Linked DNA regions of Homo sapiens: regions 1 and 2 are each linked to region 3. The links are chromatin contacts, found by Hi-C or POLR2A ChIA-PET in ENCODE. All regions are on one chromosome and are shown on one strand. Each heading gives the region's core, a stretch centred on a gene start or an enhancer-like site at or near the end of the contact. The rest is flanking DNA. Distances are from core to core; before and after follow the strand shown. Region 1 overlaps A1BG (alpha-1-B glycoprotein). Region 2 holds the start of ZNF548 (zinc finger protein 548). Region 3 holds the start of ZNF587 (zinc finger protein 587).

Region 1 (3,240 bases), core at 740-3,239, 500 kb after region 3:
AAAACATAAAAATTAGCTGGGTGTGGTGGTGGGTGCCTGTCAGCCCAGCTACTCAGGAGGCTGAGGCACGAGAATCACTTGAACCCAGGAGGTAGAGGTTGCTGTGAGCCAAGATCACGCCATTGCACTCCAGCCTGGGCAACAAGAGCAAAATTCTGTCTCAAAAACAAATAAACAAGAAAAGGTTTTAAAAATTGATAAACCACTAGCAAGAAAGAGAGAGAGGACACATCAGGCTTGAGAGAAGTGACATCATCATAGACTGTGCAGACATTAAAAGGCATAGGCATATTAGGAACTAGATATTACTAAGGCAGTAAACCAGATCACTAGCAAATTCGTTGAAAAACACAATTCATCAACTATTGGTTGATAATACTGATACGCATCTTCTGTGTGCCAGGGCCTTGAGGCCCTGCTCCAGGCAGAAACTCGGCAGTGGTTGGGAAGGCATCAGATGTCAGATGGCACAAGAGGACTCAGAGCTGAGGGATAATGGGAAAGAACACAGAGGAATCCAGCCATTTCCACAGCGTCCAGCTCTGCTGTGGGAGGCTGGGAACAGCCCAGCACTACCACCCTGGACTGGGAGGACAAGACCACAAAATGCAGCTTCCCTGAACCTCCTCTTGGTGATGGGGTTGATGTGGTCGAGGTAGAGGTGAGTATGTCTGGAGCCTCAAGCAACTGCCCATACCTGCTGGGACCAGGCCGAGGTGCCCAGGGAGTAAGAGGCAGCATCCTGGAAGAGCACAGATGAAAGAGGCCCTGAGAAGTGTTGGTTGGCCAGGTGCTGTGGCTCACACCTGTAATCCCAACACTTTGGGAGGCTGAGGCGGGAGGATCACTTGAGCCCAAGAGTTCAAGACCAGCCTGGGCAACATAGTGAGACTCATCTCTACAAAAAATAAATAATAGAAAGAAAAATGTGAGTTGGCCAGGCATGGTGGCTCATGCCTGTAGTCCCAGCTACTCAGGAGGCTGAGGTGGGAGGATCACTTAAGGCCAGGAGTTCAAGACAAGCTTGGGCAACACAGTGAGACCCTGTCTACAAAAAATAATAATTAGCCAGACGTGGCGATGCATGCCCAGGCTCCCAGCTACTTGGGAGGCTGAGGCAGGAGGATCGCTTGAGCCTGGGAGGTCAAAACTGCAGTGAGCCGGACTGCAACACTGCACTCCAGCCTGGGTGACAGTGTGAGACCCTGTCTCAAAAAAGAAAAAAGAAAAGAAAACTGTGCTCTTAAGAGCCAGTTCTCCACTCCTCTACCTCAGGAGCCACCCCAGAACCCATCCACTTTGAGGACACGAGATCCCAGCCCACTCAGCCCTGGGAGTCCAAAGACATTTTAAACAGAGCCTCTCTTCACATTTATTAATTCCTGGGAGGAATGAGGGAGGCTTCTCCAGCCCCCCAGAGACCCCGGCCTTGTGCTGCAACAGGAGGGGAGGGAGCCAGTCCAGAATCCCCGGCACTTCTGAGGACACCAACAGCACCCTGGGCCCGCGGCTGCATCAGCTTTCTAGACAACGGGAGAAAAGAGAAATGGTGGAGGAGGGGAAATCCTATGCCCTCCTCCTCGCGGAAATCAAGGCCGACCTCCCTGACGCCCCCCCGGAAGGAAGCGCGTGGTCGGCTGCCAGCCGAGACCCCCATCTGCGCCTCCAGCTGCAGGGCCTTTGCTGGGCGGTTCCTCGCCCGCAATTCCCCCACGAGCCCTGGGGAGACCCAGCGCTAACCAGGGGTGCCCAAGGGAGGAGCCGGGAGAGGCCCTCCTGGAGGTGGGCACAGCCCAGGCAAACATCAGCAGACGGAACCAGCACCCGGGACCCAGGGAAACGTCACCTGCCACCAGGAGCTCCACAGGGTCGCTGAGCTCCGATTCGAAGGTGTGGGGCACCCAGGAGCGGTAGCGGCACCTGTAGTTGCCGGCGTGCTGGGGCCCCACGAAGATCAGCTCGAGGTTCGCCGCGGCCCCGGGGGTGCGGACCGTCTTCACGGCCTTCGTCTCGCCCTCGCGCAGCAGCTCGAAGGTGACGTCGGGGATGGGTCCCTCGCAGCGCAGGACGGCATCTCGGCCCGCCAGGACCGCCCCACTCCACGTCGCCCGGAGCTGAGGCCTGGGAGGGGGTCCTGGGCGGAGCGGGCGGGTGGTCGGGCCAGGCCACGCCCCAGGCCACGCCCCAGGCCACACCCCAGGCCACACCCCAGGCCGCGCCCGCGCCTGCGCCTCAGCCCCGGCTTCATCTTCCCTGTCTTGTTCCTGGGCGCAGAGGGCTCCTCCGGCGCCGCCGAGCTGCGCCCGCTGCCTTCACACCCCGGACATCCGCGCCACACGTGAGTGTCCCCGCACCCCTCCCCCAGGACCGTGGAAGTCCCAGATTCGGGCCTGCTCTGGGGCTTCTGGGGTCCCCAGCCTCGGTCACTCTGACGGGTGAAGGGAAGAAGAAATGATGGAGAAAACGGTGCTCCTTCATGGAGGGACCAAAAAAGGACATACAATCTATGTCAATAGATGAGGGTTTTCCCTCCATAAGTTTAACTTTAAAAGTGTATTTAAGGTGCCGGGCGCAGTGGCTCACACCTGTAATCTCAGCACTTTGAGAGGCCGAGGCAGGCGGATTGCCTGAGCTCAGGAGTTCCAGACCAGCCTGGGTAACACGGTGAAACCCCGTCTCTACTAAAATACAAAAAATTAGCCGGGCGTGGCAGCGTGCGCCTGTAATCCCAGCTACTCGGGAGGTGGAGGCAGGAAAATTGCTTGAACCTGGGAGGCAGAGGTTTCAGTGAGCCAAGATTGCGCCACTGCACTCCAGCCCGGGTGACAGAGTGACACTCCGTCTCAAAAACAAACAAACAAAACAAAACTGTAAGGAATCAAATGTTACAAAATCCTGGAAGATTTTGGTAATGCTGTTGATAATTTCAGGGAAATTAATGAAGTACATGTAAGTGCTTGATTTAAATGTGTATTTTATTCAATAGTTTGAGTATCTTGCCATGGAAGATACTAGCCCAGCCTAGCAGAAAAGTGCAATATGTATAATATACTTTCGCATTTTAAAAGTTATATTCCCTATCCATTTTGAAATGCTAGCCAAACTACATGAAGTTATTTGCAATTAATTGTAAGCTAATCAGGAATTTTGAAAGCTTGATTGGATTAACAAACTATAATGTTGAAATTTGGTAAAATCATAATGTTAATTTTTACTGTGAAACGTTTTCTTGTAAGATAG
Region 2 (3,272 bases), core at 65-2,564, 460 kb before region 3:
TGTATCAGCTGCTCTTGAGAAATAAAAATAAAATTCTAAGCACCCCCTAACTGACTGAATGGATGCCCTCTTGACCATGAGAACCCTAGAATAACTTTGGAAGCTGAATTCACCACTATAGAGGAACGGGAAATCAGACACACCTCATTATATCCCCTACCACACTACAATCATTAGGTTTTCTTCCCTAAGGGCTAAATAGAAATCAACCTTTTCAGAAGACTACTAGCTTATCTTCCAAGGTACAGAACAGAGAGAAGATGAGATTATTCATTCCTTCATCCTTCTCTGAGACATCTTCTTTATTCCCTTTTCCCCTCACGTGTTTACTCTATCTTATGTAAAATGTAGATTTACTGGGCACTAACTAAAGTTTCACATGTCTGTAATCATTTGTCTCACTGCCAACCCCTCTTCCTTTTTAAGGAAAATGTATAATAAATACTAAACCTCCTAAGAACCTCTTTGGAAAAACCAGCCACAGATGCTTCTGTGACTTACATTTTTCTGGATGTGCCCTTAGGCTGGTCCAGTAATCCTCCATGATTTGTGACTTATGCCTCAATCACTCATTTTGGTCGTCACTCTCATTTTCAGATAGGATTGTGATTCTTAAAATAAATGGAAAATATCTCAGATATGAAGTAGTAAGTATTATTAGAATAAAAGCGTTGCACCCTTCGTAGGAACACAATCGCTGACTCTACAGTCAGGTAAGATGTATTCTCTTTGATCCAGAGGCATAGCTTCACCCTTTCAACCTACTTCAGCGTCTCCTGTCATCCTTCCTACAAATTCCAGTCCATAGCCCTAACTGCGTAGTCTTTCTTTCTTCTTCTGGACCAAACATATTGAAGCTTACTAAACAGACGCCAAAGCGTAACTGTATGTGTATTTGAAAAGCAATAATATGGCTGGCAGGCATGAGTAGAGGCAGACTGCCTTTATGGTATGGGGTGTCTCTTTGGACCTGTAGTTATTGGGAATTAGCTGTGCTTAATAGAGTCTTAAGTAATAAGTTGCTAACATTTCTGTAAATATCCTATACTACAATCCAAAAAAATACCGTATGTTGCCTTTAAGAGCAAGCCAAGCCCCCTCCTGTCTTTGGAGTCGGGGACTCCGTTTCCCAGCTCCCCTGACAGTGCCACTGGGCCTTTATCTGCCATATAAGGACTGATCAACGCTCTAAGACAAGTCCGGAAGCGGTGTCGAAACTTCATAACCCAGAAGACACTGCAGCTCTCGGCGGCACGACTTACCCAATAAAGGCTTAGAAGGGGACGTTTGCGTGCGTGCGCACCGTCGGAGGGCGGGACTTCCGCCGTCCTCCTGGTGGTGGTCGTTTTGGTTCTGTGTGGTGTTTCACCAACTTCGGCCTATGGCTCTGTCTGACGTCACCGAAGTGACGGAACGGAAAAGCGCGAGAAGCGGCTCGGTTCCCACCACGGAGAGGCGGGAGTGAGTCAACTGACAAGCGCTGGGGACAGTGGCGTCCTTGTCTTGCCTTTGTCGCTCCCGCCCCGCTCTTCCCTGGCTGGGCTGGCGGAGGCCTTGCTGATGAACCTGACTGAGGTGGGTGTCCCGTCCCAGGCTCCCCCGCCCGACCGGTCCTCCCAGTGCTGAAGCCCCCTGAAGGGGCCCTGCAGGTCAGGCCCCTTGTCCCGAAGAGAGGGGCGTTCCTGTGTGGGGTCCCCGTATCAGCCGATTTGATGCAGCCTCAGAGCTCCCGTTAGGGACCTCAGGTTCAGAGCATGGAGGCGCTGCCGAGTGGGCTGTGTTGGGGCGTCAGGGGTGTGTGTTGTTTCTGCGGGAAAGAGAGGGTTTTGTGAATTCTCGCTTGGAATGGCAACCTGAGCAGCCAGTAACCATGGAAGGTTGTCAAGGGAGGGACAGTTGGAGGGGGCAGGTCCAGAGTTCGAAGTTTCAAGTTAGGAAAACCAGGTTAGGAATGGACACAGGGAGACGCGAAAAGGCCCTGAGGCCACTGCAGTAGACCCAGGAGAATTATGGTTGGGGCTGGACCAGTGACAGTAGAGGGAGATGTGATGAGATTCTTCATAGGCCTGAAAGATAGGGCCCGTAGGTTTTCCTGGTGCTTCAGTTATGTCTGAACAAAGGCAGTGAAGAACCGTTTCAAGTGTTTGTTTTGTTTTTTGTTTTCTGTTTGAACGTTTGGAAGAATGGAGTTGGGGAAGTCAGCATAAAGAGCAGATTTCCGGGAGAAGATCACAGGTTGGATTTTGGACATGGTGATTCTCAAATGTCTCAAGATGGATATGTCACACAGACAGGTGGACATAAAGGTGTGGAGTCTGAGGAAGGGGATTGGGTTGGCGATACCAGACGGATGGAGGGCTTGGACTGGGCCAGAGAATGGTCTGAGGATCAGATTGAGTAGGTCGGTCTCGGGTTTTTTTTGTTTGTTTGTTTGCATAAATTTAAGGAGTCAAGTGCAGTTTTGTTATATGGATATATTTGCATAGTGGTCAAGTCTGGGCTTTTAATGTATCCATCGCCTGAATAATGTACATTGTATCCATTAAGTAATTTTTCATCACTCATCTTCGTCTCATCCTTCTACCTGTTTGGAGTCTCCAATGTTTGTCATTCCACACTCTTTGTCCATGTGTACACATTATTCAGCTTCCACTTGTAAGTGAGAACATTTGGTATTTGACTTTCTGTTTCTGAGTTGTTTCATTTAATAATGGCCTCCAGTTCCATCCACATTGCTGTAAAAGACATAGTTTCATGCTTTTTTTTTTTTTTGTGGCCTAGTGGTATTACCTTGTGTATATATATGCCACATTTTCTTTACCCAGTCATACATTGATGGATAATTGGTTAATTCCCTATCTTTGCTATTGTGAATAGTGCTGTGATAAAAATACATGTTTTTTTTAATGTAATGATTTATTTTCCTTTGGGTAGATGCCCAGTAGTGGAATTGGTGGATTTAATGGCAGTTCTATTTTCAGTTATTTGAAAAATCTTCATACTGTTTTCCATTGAGGTTGTACTTATTTACATTCTCACCAACAGTGTGTAACCTTTTTCTCTTCTCCATATCCTGGGCAACATCAGTTGTTTTTTGACATTTAAATGATAGCCATTCTGACTGGTGTAAGGAGATACTGTGGTTTTAATTTGAATTTGTCTGATGATTAATGATGTTGAGCATTTTTTTATATGCCTGCTTGCGATTTATGTGTCTTCTTTTTGAAAAATGTCTGCCCTGTGCTTACTGTTTTTTTTTTTTTTTTTTTTTT
Region 3 (3,207 bases), core at 523-3,022:
ATTCTCCTGCCTCAGCCTCCCGAGTAGCTGGGACTACAGGTGTCTGCCACCATGCCCAGCAATTTTTTTAACATGGGTTTTGCTGTGTTAGCCAGGATGGTCTTGATCTCCTGACTTCATGATCTGTCCACCTCGGCCTCCCAAAGTGCTGGGATTACAGGCGTGAGCAACCGTGCCCGGCTAATTTTTTTATTTTTATTAGAGATGGGGTTTCACCATATTGGTCAGGCTGGTCTCGAACTCCTGACCTCATGATCCACCTGACTCAGCCTCCCAAAGTGTTGGGATTATAGGCATGAGCCACTGCACCCAGCAATTTATTTATTTTTTATTTTTTATTTTTTTTGAGACAGAGTCTCACTCCTGTTGCCCAGGCTGGAGTGCAATGGCATGATCTCGACTCATCGCAACCTCCACCTCCAGGGTTCAAGTAATTCTCCTACCTCAGCCTCCCGAGTAGCTGGAATTGGAGGCATGCAGCACCATGCCTGGAAAATTTTGTACTTTCAGTAGAGACACGGTTTCTCCATGTTGGCCAGGCTGGTCTCGAACTCCCGACCTCAGGTGATCCACCTGCCTTGGCCTCCCAAAGTGCTGGGATTACAGGTGTGAGCCACCATGTCTGGCCTTTATTTTTATTTTTTGTGGGTATATAGTAGTGTATATATTTGTAGATTACATTAGATATTTTGATGTAGCCATGCCATATGTGATAATCACATAGGGTAAATGGGGTCTCAGTCACCTCAACATTTATCCTCTGTATTATAAACAGTCCAGTTATACTCTTTTAGTTATTTTTAAATATATAATTAAATTATTTTGACTATAGCCACCCTGTTATGGTAGCAAATATTAGGTCTTATTCATTTTTGCTCACTGTTTTTTGTACCCATCCTGTCATCATGTCTTATGGAGAATTTTCTTTTGTTCCCAACAAAACAATGAAACTCGCAAAACTGACTGTAATGATTCAGTCTACGTGAATTTAAAGAGCAATCAATACTTAATGTTCTCAGCTCTGAGTGCACACATTGTAAGTCTGAATGATGCCAATGATATGGCCACTTAGATAAGTAAAGTTTGGGAGCATCTCAAATAGTATTTTTATTCTCTGGGTGCAGGATGAGCTTCCTAGAGTCTGATGTGATACCTATTTGATGCTTTTACAAAGAATCAATAATCTTCCTCCTTTGAGGTGTGAGCAGGGCTTTCCAGCAGCCCTCAGAATGTAACATGGTCTGCATTCGGTTTGCTCTTGGAGGATACCACCATTGTTGGCTGAGAGCTCTGGGAAGTACTTTACCCAGAAGGCGCTAGTTGCAAGGCCCAGGATGAGGGATTTCTGGGCATGCTTGTCAGGCCAGGGAGTACTGGGTTGGGACTGAGAAGGCACAAGAGGAGTAGTCATCTCTGCTCCCAAGTGGCAGGTCTGAGGCTCATAGGCACTGGCTGGGGTGATGCCTGCTCCACCCACAGTTGATGGCAGCAGCCACACTGAGGGACCTAGCTCAGGTAAATGCTGTGTATTACAGGCTTCACCCCAGCTAGAGTAATACAGGTAGAGGAACCAATAGGTACAAAGGCTTGGAGGTGCATCTGAGCCATGAACATTTCAGAACCTGGTAACCATGTTGTGTCATGGAAAGTGGGGAACTACATTACCCAGAAAGCTCTGCTTTAAACGACAGCCGGTCAGAGCCAGTGAGCACTCGGAAAGAAGGCATTTCCACGTGTGCACGTAACGTAAGGCCGAGACTTCCGGGGTCTCTAGTAGCGGCTGTGTATCGGCGATGCGGGTGTTTCCCCAGTTTGTGGCCCCTGAGTGCTGGGTGGGACCGCGGTGACTGAACCTAGAAGGTGGAGAGGAATCGTCCTCGGTGCCCAGAGGCGGCTCTGCAGCCCCGTGACGGCGACCACTGCTCCCGGGCCGTGCTTCCCCAAGTAGTCCGATGGCAGCGGCTGTGCCGAGGCGCCCAACTCAGGTAATTGTGGTGCCTTCTGTGCCCTCAGGTCACCCCATCGTCACCCAGGTCCTAAACCAGCGAGGGAGCGGCTCCTGCTCGTGGGTCTGTAGCCGGTACCCGGCGTAGGAACACTGAGGCGCTCACAGGAGGCCTCTCCTTGTAACCGTCCAGTGGGTTCACGTTGCCAGCTGCCTAGACAGAGCCGATTTATGAAGACTGGGGAATTGCGATGGAGAAATAGTAATTCACGCAGAGCCGTCCTGCTGTTCGGGAGACAGGAGTTTTATTATTCAAATCAGTCTCCCTGAGCATTCTGGGATCAGAGTTTTCAAAATTTGGCGGGTAGGGGCTTGGGAAGTGGGGAGTGCTGATCAGTCTGGTTGGAGATGGATTCATAGGGGGTTAAAGTGAGTTTTTCATGCTGTTTTCTGTTCTGGGTGGGATGGCAGAACTGATTGACCCAGATTACCGGTCTGTGTGTTGTCCGCTGATCCATCCAGTGCAGGATCTGCAAAATGCCCCAAGCACTGATCTTAGATATTGGGGAAACCAGCCCCACACCACCCAGCAGATACCCCGAGTCCTGCGGAGACAAAGGAGTTAGAAAGAGACAGAATACGCATTTAAAAGGCGGGTCCAGGTGGCCAGAGCATTGGAGGCTTCCTGGCGGCCCAGAGCTCTTGGGCTCCACCCAGTTTATTGGTTTACAAGCTCTTTGTTCTTATGGCTGATTGGAGGGGGAGGAAGCGATCAGGAAAAGGATTAATCAGTAAAGGAGAACTCGTGAGTCATTCCATAAGATGTAAAGCACTGGCCGTTTCTGTGAATTTCCTTGAACAAAGGCGTGTGTCTAAACTACTTAAGATCTTTAACTTAACTGAAACGGGTGGCTGCGGGTTTCAGGAGGAGCCAAGATGTTTGATTATGCTCCACTGCTTCAAGGGAGTGTGATCTCCCTGAGCAACCCATGGAATGCTGCTGAAGAGTTATGCTCTCGGGGCATAAAGACATGAAGGCAATAAGGAGACTTTTCTCCTCAGAGGCCGCCCATGGCTTCCCATGGGTGTCTCACACAGGGGAGACCAACTCAACTAGCACCCCAGAAACTCACATTAGGTTTTACAATAGTAAGGTTATCTTCAGGAGCAACTTGGGGAGGTTCAGACTCTTGGAGCCAGAAGCTGCATGACCCCTAAACCGTAATTTCTATTCTTGTAGCTAATTTGTTAGTCCTGCAAAG

Evidence for each region. Hi-C counts contacts between places; a loop is a spot of excess contacts on that map. ChIA-PET counts read pairs that join two places held with the same protein, here RNA polymerase II (POLR2A). Pooled maps may share reads with other maps.
Region 1: a pooled map shows a loop between it and region 3 (4-fold over the local background). The contact joins the enhancer-like site here to the promoter of ZNF587 in region 3. A Hi-C loop is called at or near these places in 1 of 50 pooled maps. POLR2A ChIA-PET finds 5 or more read pairs at or near these places in 2 of 52 experiments (GM10248 and activated CD4-positive, alpha-beta T cell).
Region 2: a pooled map shows a loop between it and region 3 (9-fold over the local background). The contact joins the promoter of ZNF548 here to the promoter of ZNF587 in region 3. A Hi-C loop is called at or near these places in 7 of 50 pooled maps.

The regions. Positions count from the first base shown.
Region 1 is chr19:58,345,507-58,348,746 of GRCh38, forward strand. It overlaps A1BG (alpha-1-B glycoprotein), which reads right to left. Exons shown (of 8, transcript NM_130786.4): 7 at 1,847-2,134; 8 at 1-1,523. The coding sequence ends at 1,516. Among named protein-coding and RNA genes, the nearest start is that of A1BG-AS1, 4.8 kb to the right of the region's middle. RefSeq lists enhancers at 1,288-1,788, 1,456-1,735, 1,789-2,289, 2,506-2,585 and a silencer at 1,986-2,315. Within about 2 kb of position 1,990, at least 27 of the 41 ENCODE cell types and tissues checked have a DNase peak (open chromatin) inside an H3K27ac peak, as active enhancers do.
Region 2 is chr19:57,388,540-57,391,811 of GRCh38, forward strand. It overlaps ZNF548 (zinc finger protein 548), which reads left to right and starts at 1,315. Exons shown (of 4, transcript NM_001172773.2): 1 at 1,315-1,575. The coding sequence starts at 1,561. RefSeq lists enhancers at 873-952, 1,093-1,572.
Region 3 is chr19:57,848,087-57,851,293 of GRCh38, forward strand. It overlaps ZNF587 (zinc finger protein 587), which reads left to right and starts at 1,773. Exons shown (of 3, transcript NM_032828.4): 1 at 1,773-1,985. The coding sequence starts at 1,953. LOC124904782 (a long non-coding RNA gene) reads right to left here. Exons shown (of 2, transcript XR_007067358.1): 2 at 2,229-2,475. RefSeq lists enhancers at 1,371-1,480, 1,551-1,610, 1,781-2,020, 2,071-2,160, 2,215-3,207.